Regions from separate parts of the Homo sapiens genome. Here region 1 is linked to region 2. The links are chromatin contacts, found by Hi-C or POLR2A ChIA-PET in ENCODE. All regions are on one chromosome and are shown on one strand. The core of a region is the stretch at or near the end of the contact, and the rest is flanking DNA. Distances in the headings are between cores, read along the strand shown. Region 1 has its middle 42 kb from the start of RNU6-1. Region 2 holds the start of SKOR1-AS1 (SKOR1 antisense RNA 1).

Region 1 (5,767 bases), core at 1,094-3,593, 44 kb before region 2:
GTCCCGAGGTTAGCAAAGAGACCAGAGAATTCCTCCGGTGCGATTGCGTCTGCACACGCGGCGGGCGACGGGGAGCCGGCAGGGCGGGCGGGGTCGGAAGCGGGGCACAGTGGGGCTCGGCCTGGGGCCGTGGACGCTCCGTGCAGCTGTGGGGAGGCGGGGGCGGCGGCCGCGCCCGCGATGCCTTCAGTTTGCTGGAATGTTCCTGCGGCAGAAGTGTACTTTGTTCCAGGGATGGGGGAGGGCGGAGCGGGGGCTGGGCCCCAGCGCGTCCTGGGACTTGGAAGGCTGCCAGCTTTCCGTTCCCAGGGTGCCTTCTGGCGGGGGCGGGCGTTGTCTGGTTTTCAGCATGGGCCGCTGTGGGGTTCTGGAGGGAACCCCTGGATTCCAGCGCCATCCCTGCCACCGACTAGCTGCAGGTCCCTGCGTGGGGTATCTTAACCTCTCTGGGCCTATATTTCCTCATCTGCAAAATGAGGCTAATCACATTAATAATAATGCTGTGATGGTTATAGCCGGGCACTGCTGTAAAGCACTGTGAGGTGCTCTCTGCTCGCAGCAACCTTTGGAGGTAGGTGCTGTTAATATAACATAATTACACTCTTAGTAGACTAATACTCACTTGCTGCCCAGGCCCTTTGGAAAGCGTAGATGGTCTGGCTGTAGAAAACCTGGTCCAGCCTCCTTCCAAGTAGTAAAACGTGCTATTATTATTTTCACTTTAAAGATAGGGACGCAGGAGCTCAGGAAGGTTAAACAACTTGCCCAAGGGCACACAGCTCCTAAGAGGCCATCCAGGATGCAAACCCAGCACTTTGGGAAGCCAAAGTGGGAGGATCCCTTGAGCTCAGGAGTTCGACACTAACCTGGGCAACATAGTGACACTCCATGATATTTAAAAAATATATTTTAAAAAAGGAAAACAAAAAGGCGGGGGACGCAAACCCAGTTAGTCGGTGAAGAGCCGCCACTCAACCTCTACAGAAACTGCCTCACTGCTAGTGTCTGGAAGCCCCATTATAAGCTTATTTGGACATTGCAATCCATGCAGCAATTCTGGGAGAAGTTTCACAAATAATAATTATTAATACTAAGTAATGATAATTATCACCAATTGAGGGCCATAATTTCAACACCATATATGTGCAACAATTATTTTTCCCATTTTAGAGATGAAAGAATCCAGGCGCCAGGTCACTCCAGTTCAATGGGGTGGAATCCATTCATCCTGAAGCGGAAAGGCAGCAACAACTTAGCTCTCACCTCCTTTGATAGGCAGGCCGACTCCTCCAGAGTCTGATTATGCCAGCCAGCCAGGAAGAGCAGCCCTTCCTTCCCCAGACATTGTCAAAATCAACTTTGCCTTGCCTGGTAATCTGAGGAGCTTCTAAGCTGCGAGGGTGTAAGGAGTCTCAGATGATATCTAACACCAAGCTGGGGAGTTGCTCTCCTCTCCCGGGTCTGCTGCTTCCAGGAGCCCGGTTGCCTGGTGCCTGTGGAAACGTTTCCTCCACTGAGTCTACCCAGAGGATGGAGGCAGAGTGCAAGACAGTTGCCCTAAATTGTGGACAAAAGAGAGCTCTGCAGCCGAAGCTCCGTGTCCCATTATCACTAGGCTCCTGTCCCCTCAATCGTATGACAGAAAAGTCATTGGATTCTCAGCCTCCTCCTCGGGTTAAAAGGCTGCCTTCTTTTAATGCAAATGTTGCCACTGCTTCTGGGCAACCCATCCTCCATATATTCTCAACCTCATGGGAAAGAAAAAAACTCTTATCTTCTGTAGTAAGCTTAAATGTTTCACGAATGAAGACAGTTTGGCAAATAGCCACATATTGCTATTGCTGTCATGTGGGCATGCAGTAGGTGCCGAATAAGTGCTTTGCATATTTGCTCCCTCTGTTCCGAATGTTCTTCCTCTGAATACTGACATGGTTCCCTCCCTCATCTCCTTCAGTTTTTACTCACGTCGCCTTTTCTGTGGGGCCTTCCCTGACCATAATATTTAAATTACACTCTCCCAATAGTCCTGATTCCTTTTCCCTGTTTTATTTTTTCCATAGCACGTATCACTGTCTTACACACTGTTATTTGTATTTATTTCATTTGTTGTCTGTCTTGCCCCCATTAGAATGTAAATTCCAGAAGGGCAGGATTTCTTTCTGTTTTCTTCACCACTGTATCCCCCAATGCCTAGAACTGGAAGGAAGGAAGGGAAGGGGAGAGAATAGCTTCCCTGGCCATTCCAACCCATTGTGGATACCACCCCCTTGGAGAAATGTGCATTTCTTTCCTGCACTATCTACTTGACACTTGGCATATCCTTACCCGCCACCTCAACTCCCTACTCTCCCCCGCCCCTTTGTAACATCTCTTGACAGTAGCTTCCTGTTCTGCTATATGACTTTGCAGATTTGTGTCTCATCTACTTAAGTAGACAGAAAATTTCCTGCCTTACAAGCAGGGGCAGAAGAGATCTGATCTTTGTATCTCCCTAGTACCAAAAACAGGGCTGAATTTCTGTAAGTTCCAGGGCTCCTTAGATTTTAAACAGAAAAAGTCCTCCTTCCTCCATCCCTTCCCCCTCCTTGCTCAGTTCGAATCCTAGTTCATCTCCATTAATATTAGACTTACTACTTAAGTTTGATTTGAAGTTTGATATTTGTTTTAAACCAAATAAATTCACAATGTTTTTGATAAACAACATTCAATATATATCAATGAGGATCAATGTGTGAGCCATTTAATTTCTTAACACAACCACTATATTTTCTCATTAAATGAAACAAAACTGCATACCTTAACTATGTTCTTGCCATAATCTGCACCCTTGATTTTTTCTTTATTCCTAAGAAGAGTTTTGGAGAAATTTCAGTGGCCAAAGTAAGAAAGAGAGGGAGACAAGGAATCTCATTCCCTGGAGGCGAACGAAGCCTGCTGGCTTCCTTTGGTGGTCACCCCACCTTACTCTACCCCTCAAGAATAAGGGAGGTACACAGCTAAAGATAGCTCTTACATAGCATCACACATGATTATAACAAACACCGAATTTGCCCTCTGTCTCCCTCTGCATTTCCCCAGGGCTGGCTCTAAGGTGGGCTGGTGGCACATCCAACTCAGGAGAAGTGGGAGACTGTCCTTGAAAAAAACTAATGACTGTATCATTTTTATCACCTAGGAAAATCTAAAAATGTTCACAAATCAGCATTTAGTTATGTGATTTGAACATGAAATTTCATCATTATATTGCGTGTGTGTGGTGATCTTGGTTCCTGGTATCTGTTAAAATTGAGGTGAAAGGTGCCATTCTGATTGGCTTGAATTTGAGAAAAATACAATTGAACGGGCCCTATATAATTCTCAACAAAAATAACTGCAGAGGCCTGGTATGGTGGCTCATGCCTGTAATCCCAGCACTTTGGGAGGCTGAGGCAGAAGGATTACTTGAGGCCAGGAGTTCAAGATCAGCCTGAGCAACATGGTGAGTCCTGATCTCTACAAAACATTTTAAAAATTAGGCCCGTGCAGTGGCATGCACCTGTGGTCCCAGCTAGTCAGGGGGCTGAGATGGGAGGATCACTTGAACCCAGAAGGTCAAGGCTGCAGTGAGCCATGATCACACCACTGCACTCCAGCCTAGGTGACAGAGTGAGACCTTGTCTCATAAAACAACAACAACAAAAACCCTGCAGGATCCTCATGAGATATGTGGGAGAGATGGATGAATAAATGCAAGCATGAACAGATAGATGAGAGAGGAACTGATCTATGGGTAGGTGGGTAAATTAAGAAATGCACGGATGGCTAAAGAGATGCACAAATGGATAGATAGACATGGTAGGTGATTGGCTATGCCGTGCTCCAGAGGCCCTGGGGCTACCACAGTGCTGACTTCAAAAGTGTTTGCTTACCCTTTGGTCTTCTACCCAAGATTTTGAGCTCCTGGAATGTAGAAATTTAATTGTATTGGTTTTTGTGTCCTGAGCCCCTAGTGCAGTGTCTGGCCCATTAACACAGGTATTAGTCAGGATGTAGTTTTGGCTGCTGTTACATACAACCTCTCATCTGCATGATGGAGCAATGCCAAGTGCACAATGCAGCCAGCAGGAAGGGAAAAAAGAGGAAGGAGAAGGCACACATCCTCTTCAAAGGCACATTTTACTTCTGTTCTCATCCCATAGGCGAGAACTTAGACACATGGCCACACCTAGTCAGAAGCATGCTTGGAAATTTAGTCTTATTCTGGGTGCCTGTGTCCAGTTAATAATCTGTGTTCTAAAAACAGCAGAAACAGGCTGGGCATGATAGCTCCTGCCTGTAATCTCAATACTTTGGGAGGCCAAGGTGGGAGGATCACTCGAGCTCCAGAGTTTGAAACCAGCCTGGGCAACATAATGAGACCCTGTCTTGATTTAAAAAAAAAAAAAAATAGCCCAGAATGGTGATGCATGCCTGTAGTCCCAGCTACTCATGAGGCTGAGGCAGGAGGATCACTTGAGCCTGGGAGGTTAAGGTTGTAGTGAGCCATGATTGTGTGACTGCACTCTAGCCTGGACAACAGAGCGAGACCCTGTCTTAAAACAAAAAAAAAAACCCAGCAGAAACAGATATAAGGCAGTTACTCTCCACTACATAAATTAGCAACAGATTCTTATGTTAAATGAATGAAGAAATAAATGGGGCCAGACACTATGGCTCACACCTATAATCCCAACACTTTGGGAGGCCAAGGCAGGTGGATCACTTGAGCCCAGGAGTTTGAGACCAGCCTGGGCAACATGACACAACCCTGTCTGCACAAAAAATACAAAAATTAGCTGGGCTTAGTGGCATGTGCCTGTCATCTCAGCTACTTGGGGGGATGAGGTGGGAGGATTGCTTCAGCCCAGGAGGTCGAGGCTGCAGTGAGCCATGATCGTGTCACTGCACTCCAGCCTGGGTGATAGAGTGAGACCACATCTCAAATAAATAAATAAATGGCATTGAAATAAATAAATAAATGACAAATTGAAATAAATAAATAAATGACATTGATTGTTATCTGAGAAGGACACGTATGCTGAGTCACATACAGTAGGTAAGTGAAAAAAGCAAGGTAGGATTAATATATAGTATGCAATTATTTGCTGTCATTCTTTACTAAGAGAAATTTTGTTGAGAGTGGAATGGGCCTAGATAAAATAGTTCACTCCCCAGGCTCCCTCCAAGTGGCTATGTGACACCACTGTGGCCACAGAGATATAAATGGGAGACAGCTGGAGATCTGAGGACATTTCTGCTTTAATACAGGAACCACCTTTCCCTCTTCCCTGCTACTTCTTCATTTCTGAGACGCAGATGTGAGAGTGAAGGTGGAGCAGTCAACTCGTGACCGTGACCGTAAGACTTAATAAGCAAGATAACGTAACTACTCAGTTACATTAAGCGTAACTGAGTAGAAACATGGATAGAAGCCGGGACATTGATGATACAGTGGAGACGCTACACCCACCCCAGACCTCTCATTAGAGAAATCCAAACTCCTGCTTGGTTAAGCCAGGATAGTTGCGTTTCTGTTTTATGAGAGATACTTATATTGTGAAAATTCATTGAATACATAAAATATCTCTGGAAGTACACACAAGAAACTGTAGTCTTAGCTGCCTCCTGGGAGGACAAATTATGAGTGATTTCAGGACAACACTGGACAAGAAACTTGCTTTTCATTTGTAGTCTTTTATATTTTTGAATGCTGAATTTACATTTATATATTCAACAAAAAAAGTGTGGA
Region 2 (5,053 bases), core at 2,070-4,569:
GACATGGTGGCTCACGCCTGTAATCCCAGCACTTTGGGAAGCCAAGGTGGGTGGATCACCTGAGGTCAGGAGTTCCAGACCAGCCTGGCTAACATGGTGAAACCCCGTCTCTACTGAAAATACAAAAATTAGCCTGGCATGGTGGCTGAGGCAGGAGAATTGCTTGAACCCAGGAGGCAGAGGTTGCAGTGAGCTGAGATTGCACCACTGCACTCCAGCCTGGGTGACAGATCGAGACTCCATCTCAAAAAAACAAACAACAACAAAAAATCTACCTCTGGCTCAAAGTAACACATGCTCATGTAGCCAGAAATGTTGAACCAATAACTAGGTGTATCTCATGCTAGTTTCCACAATAAGGCATTTATGAAACCACCAGCCCTACCTGTTCTAAATAAATGAATAAAAATGTGGATGCTAATTGAAGATTAGCATCATCTCCCATCCATGTTAATGTGCTTTTTGGTTATTTGCAATTCTCTTTTGTAAATCTGAGGTAAACATCATTGTCCAAATTAGCTCTTTTCACTCAGTAAAGGCCATATTAGCATTCTGAGGTTTGCGTTTGCCTACTGCTTATTTAGTAAGGTCAGATGAGAAGCTAGTCAAATGACTTCCATTTCACTTAAGAGGCGTACCGAGTGGGGAGAACTCAAGCCTCCAAAGCCCGAACTCCCTGGCAGTGGCTCCCCAGGTCCCTCCCCTCTCTCAGTACTGAGCCACAGCACTGCTGGGAGCAGCAACTACCACCACAGTGGTCTCCCGGGAAGGGCTGGCCCAGATGGGTGACACTGAGTCAGGTGGTTGCAAGGTCCTCTGCCTGGATCTCGGTCCCCGTCCCCTCAGCGCTGCCGCCGTTATCATCAATGACAGCTCCAATGTCACCTTCTCTCTTGCCCCACTGAAGTGGCCATCATCCCCCAGGCACTTTCTATGCCACACTTTCACAGCACACGTCTCGGCATCCAGAGGGCTCTTTCATGTCTGCCTGGCTCCCCTGCTGGAACCGAGCTCCATGACCATAGCAACCCTGCCCACTCACGCATCCCTGAAGCCCGGGTGCTGACACCACAGATGTTCAATATTTGTTGAAGGAATGGAAGTAGGAAGGAAAGTCTGAGCTGGTCAGGGCTTCTGGAGTAACTCTAACAAGGAAAGCGGAGGCTGCACTTGTGGTCTCAAATCTTTTCCAAACTCCACTGCGTAAAAAAAAAAAAAAAAAAAAAAAAAAAAAGTCTTTGAAACCAGACTCGCATCCAAATCCCAACTACTTTAACCAGTGGCAGGATCACTGGAGCAGATGGTTTAACCTCCCAGAGCCTGTTTGCTAAACTGCAAAATGGGGGAAATGATACCATTTAGGTTAAGCGCCTGGCTCTTTCTAAATGTTGGCTCAAACGGTGGTGACCCTTCCCAGACTTCCACCACTACTGGAAGTTTGCGTCCCAAAGCAGACACCCTCATCGCCTTGGCTCCGAATGCAGAGAGCTAGTTCCGAGAAGCCGAGGGGAAGCTGAAGGCGCGCCCTGGCCAACCCTCCCCACGATCCCCCGCCGCAACCCCTGTCGGCCCCTTCCAGCCCACAGTGGGTGGCCCCAGGCCTCGCTAGGGTCACGTCTCTCGGGTCCCCGCGCAGGGAAGGGTCCAACCAGCGACTCGCAACCTTTTCGGGGTCCCGAGTCCAACACCCGTGGGAATCCCATGGGCACCATGGCCCCTCGCTCCAAAAATGCTTTCGCGTCGCGCAGACACTGCTCGGTAGTTTCGGGGATCAGCGTTTGAGTAAGAGCCCGCGTCTGAACCCTCCGCGCCGCCCCGGCCCCAGTGGAAAGACGCGCAGGCAAAACGCACCACGTGACGGAGCGTGACCGCGCGCCGAGCGCGCGCCAAGGTCGGGCAGGAAGAGGGCCTATTTCCCATGATTCCTTCATATTTGCATATACGATACAAGGCTGTTAGAGAGATAATTAGAATTAATTTGACTGTAAACACAAAGATATTAGTACAAAATACGTGACGTAGAAAGTAATAATTTCTTGGGTAGTTTGCAGTTTTAAAATTATGTTTTAAAATGGACTATCATATGCTTACCGTAACTTGAAAGTATTTCGATTTCTTGGCTTTATATATCTTGTGGAAAGGACGAAACACCGTGCTCGCTTCGGCAGCACATATACTAAAATTGGAACGATACAGAGAAGATTAGCATGGCCCCTGCGCAAGGATGACACGCAAATTCGTGAAGCGTTCCATATTTTTACATCAGGTTGTTTTTCTGTTTTTACATCAGGTTGTTTTTCTGTTTGGTTTTTTTTTTACACCACGTTTATACGCCGGTGCACGGTTTACCACTGAAAACACCTTTCATCTACAGGTGATATCTTTTAACACAAATAAAATGTAGTAGTCCTAGGAGACGGAATAGAAGGAGGTGGGGCCTAGGCAGATTCATCTCTGCGGTGCATTTTGCCTCTGGCCCTCGGGCCCTAGTTTGCGATCTTTCCCATCTTGCCTCTGCTTCCCTCTGCACAATCCTGAGTATTGCAGTACCTTACACTTAAGGAAATTTCGTCTTGCCAAAGTTGATCCATTTCAGCTCCGAAACATAACAGGAACTAGTGCAACGATAAACGTATGAGGAACTTGCAATAAGAGTGACAGAATCCTTTGAATCAAAAAAAAAAAAAAAGCCACCACTTAATGAGTATCTACCATATGTCAAGGGCTTCACCAATATTTCATTGAAATATTCCAGACCAAATAAATAAATAATAAAAGAAAAAAAGAAAAGGGGGAGGGGGCAGAAAAATAAAATAATGTTTAAAAAATTCCTGACAGCCCCACCCTGTGGGTTTTACTGTTTTACTGTCATCATTTTACACCAATCACTGAGAGGTAAAGCCTGATAAGACTTACAGAGGCACAGACCCTGAAAAGATCGGGACCCAGGTCTCAGGTAATTGAGTTACAAAAACACAGTCCCGAGTGGTAAGACAAAGAGGAAACAAAGTCCAACCACGTTCAGATTTCCTGCGATGACTTAGGCAATGTTTTCTGAAATATCTTTCCAACAGAAAAATGGTGCAACTGCTTTGCTAGTGCTTCAGCATGCACGTGGGCCCTGCGGCCACTGGGACCTCAGTCGATCTGCCGGGAGCGGCCGCACAGCTCCCAGCCTCCAGGCGCGCCGCAGGAGGACTGTTAGGCTCGAAGCCCCGGAGCCACCCAGGGACAGCGGCGGGTACTCTACCAGCGGGCGCTGGGAGCTGCCGGGCAGCATTCCATTCAGGACTCATTCCTTTTCTCTTCAGTGGAAGTGAAATGATCCTTTCCAGGTAACAGCCGAGCATAGGGGACTGCGGGACATCTCCGCCTCTTCCTTGGCTCTGGGCCTTCGATGTAAGGCGTTAGAGGACAATCTTTGTTGGCTGGATTTCTGTTCTTCCCCTAGAGATATCTGGTTCTTTGGAGGCCACTTGGGCAATTGGGTGAGTAGTTTTAAATGTCTCCCTTGGGATGCCAAATAAGAAAACGACCAATGTCGATGTGGCTCCCTCTCTTTCAGCACAGACAACCCATCAGACTGGAATATTATTAGTCTACGTATGTGGAAGGGGGTGTTATGGGGAGTAAAATAGAATCCAAGAGTGAAGGACTTGGCCCAAAAAGGACTGTTGAGATTGTTCTAAAGAAACTGGTCGGGCGCAGTGGCTCACGCCTGTAATCCTAGTACTTTGGGAGGCTGAGCTGGGAGGATACCGAGGTCAGGGGTTCGAGACCAGTCTGGCCAACAAGGTGAAGCCCTGTCGCTACTTAAAAGAAAAGAAAAGATTAGAACAGAAATTAGGAAAAAGACAGGCAGTTCCTAGCCCCAGAAAATCCAGAGACCTGGCTGACTTCCTTTCCTCTGCACTAACCTGCTGAGGGAACTTGGGCAAGTCTTCGCCTCTTTGGACACATAGAGTCAATGCATTGGCGTTGCAGGATGCCCTTCCAACCTCTGTGCTTCTAGATTCTTATGAATGTGTCTCCAGAAACTCAATAGTCCATGCATTGGCGTTGCAGGATGCCCTTCCAACCTCTGTGCTTGTAGATTCTTATGAATGTGTCTTCAGAAAGCTCAATAGTCCAGGCTTGAAAAAGCACCGGTTTGTCCTCCTTTCTGGGCCCCCTTTCTGGGCCCCTGGAGGAGAGGAGGGTGATGGACTGGGGTACATTTTGGGACTCTAAAAGCATTCCTGGCTTGAGTCTCAGGAAAGTGAATTCAGAGGGAGTTGTAATCTTTGCAAACACCAATACAATAGCACTTCTTGTATGCCAGGAGCTGTTCTCAGTGCTTTACATATATTAACAGAAAACAGTTCTATGAAGTAGGTACTGTTAATCTCCCTATGTTATAGATGAGGAAGCTAAGGCACAGAGAGATTCAACAACTTGCCCAATGTCACTCATCAATGACAGGGCAGCATTGAGACCTCAGTAAATCTGGCTCCAGAGTTTGTGCTCTTAGCCAAGCATCTGAGGATGGAGAGAGGAGATGAGGCTGTTTAGAATTCATGGGAAGAGCATGCAGATCCAGTTCTGCTTTTGTTGGTGTTCTGAATTCAAGGCAGGAGTCACATGTTTGCAACGGATCAAGGCTTTAGAGCAGGGTAGCTACGAATGGGTGGACCTGTGTGCCAGTGACCTGGAAAAGTATGACGGAGTGAAGGAATACCCCCTTTAGGACACAGTTGGAACAGGAACAAAGTTTTCCTTTTCTAGGTTAACAATCACTTACCTGATACCTGCTCCCAAAACGAATCCTATTGATGAAGGATCTTCTTTCTGAGCAGTAAACCTGTGTTTAATTAACCTTATGCAAATGAGCTTAATTGCTTATCAGTGGCTGTTGTCCAGAAGCACCTAGGGATTCCTTCCCTCAGACATTTTCAGCACCTAGATGAACCGCAAAGTTGGAAGCCTTTCATCTACACATGTGTTGTGTGCCTGTGGAGCCCTGGGCCCTGTGTTGAAGATTGCAAGGAAAAGCAAGGTGTGACCCCTGCTGTGG

What was found. Hi-C counts contacts between places; a loop is a spot of excess contacts on that map. ChIA-PET counts read pairs that join two places held with the same protein, here RNA polymerase II (POLR2A). Pooled maps may share reads with other maps.
Region 1: a map of naive thymus-derived CD4-positive, alpha-beta T cell shows a loop between it and region 2 (11-fold over the local background). The contact joins the enhancer-like site here to the promoter of SKOR1-AS1 in region 2. A Hi-C loop is called at or near these places in 1 of 168 maps with a recorded cell type or tissue (naive thymus-derived CD4-positive, alpha-beta T cell), 1 of 37 single-sample maps with no recorded cell type and 7 of 50 pooled maps. POLR2A ChIA-PET finds 5 or more read pairs at or near these places in 5 of 52 experiments (AG04449, Caco-2, GM12878 and 2 more).

The regions. Positions count from the first base shown.
Region 1 is chr15:67,879,197-67,884,963 of GRCh38, reverse strand. No RefSeq gene overlaps it. Among named protein-coding and RNA genes, the nearest start is that of RNU6-1, 42 kb to the right of the region's middle. RefSeq lists a cis regulatory region at 2,143-2,643. Within about 2 kb of position 2,343, at least 4 of the 41 ENCODE cell types and tissues checked have a DNase peak (open chromatin) inside an H3K27ac peak, as active enhancers do.
Region 2 is chr15:67,837,145-67,842,197 of GRCh38, reverse strand. SKOR1-AS1 (SKOR1 antisense RNA 1) reads left to right here and starts at 3,319. Exons shown (of 3, transcript NR_120345.1): 1 at 3,319-3,488; 2 at 4,765-5,053. It overlaps RNU6-1 (RNA, U6 small nuclear 1), which reads left to right and starts at 2,153; the gene lies at 2,153-2,259. RefSeq lists enhancers at 311-1,262, 1,758-1,807, 1,263-2,215, 4,839-5,053.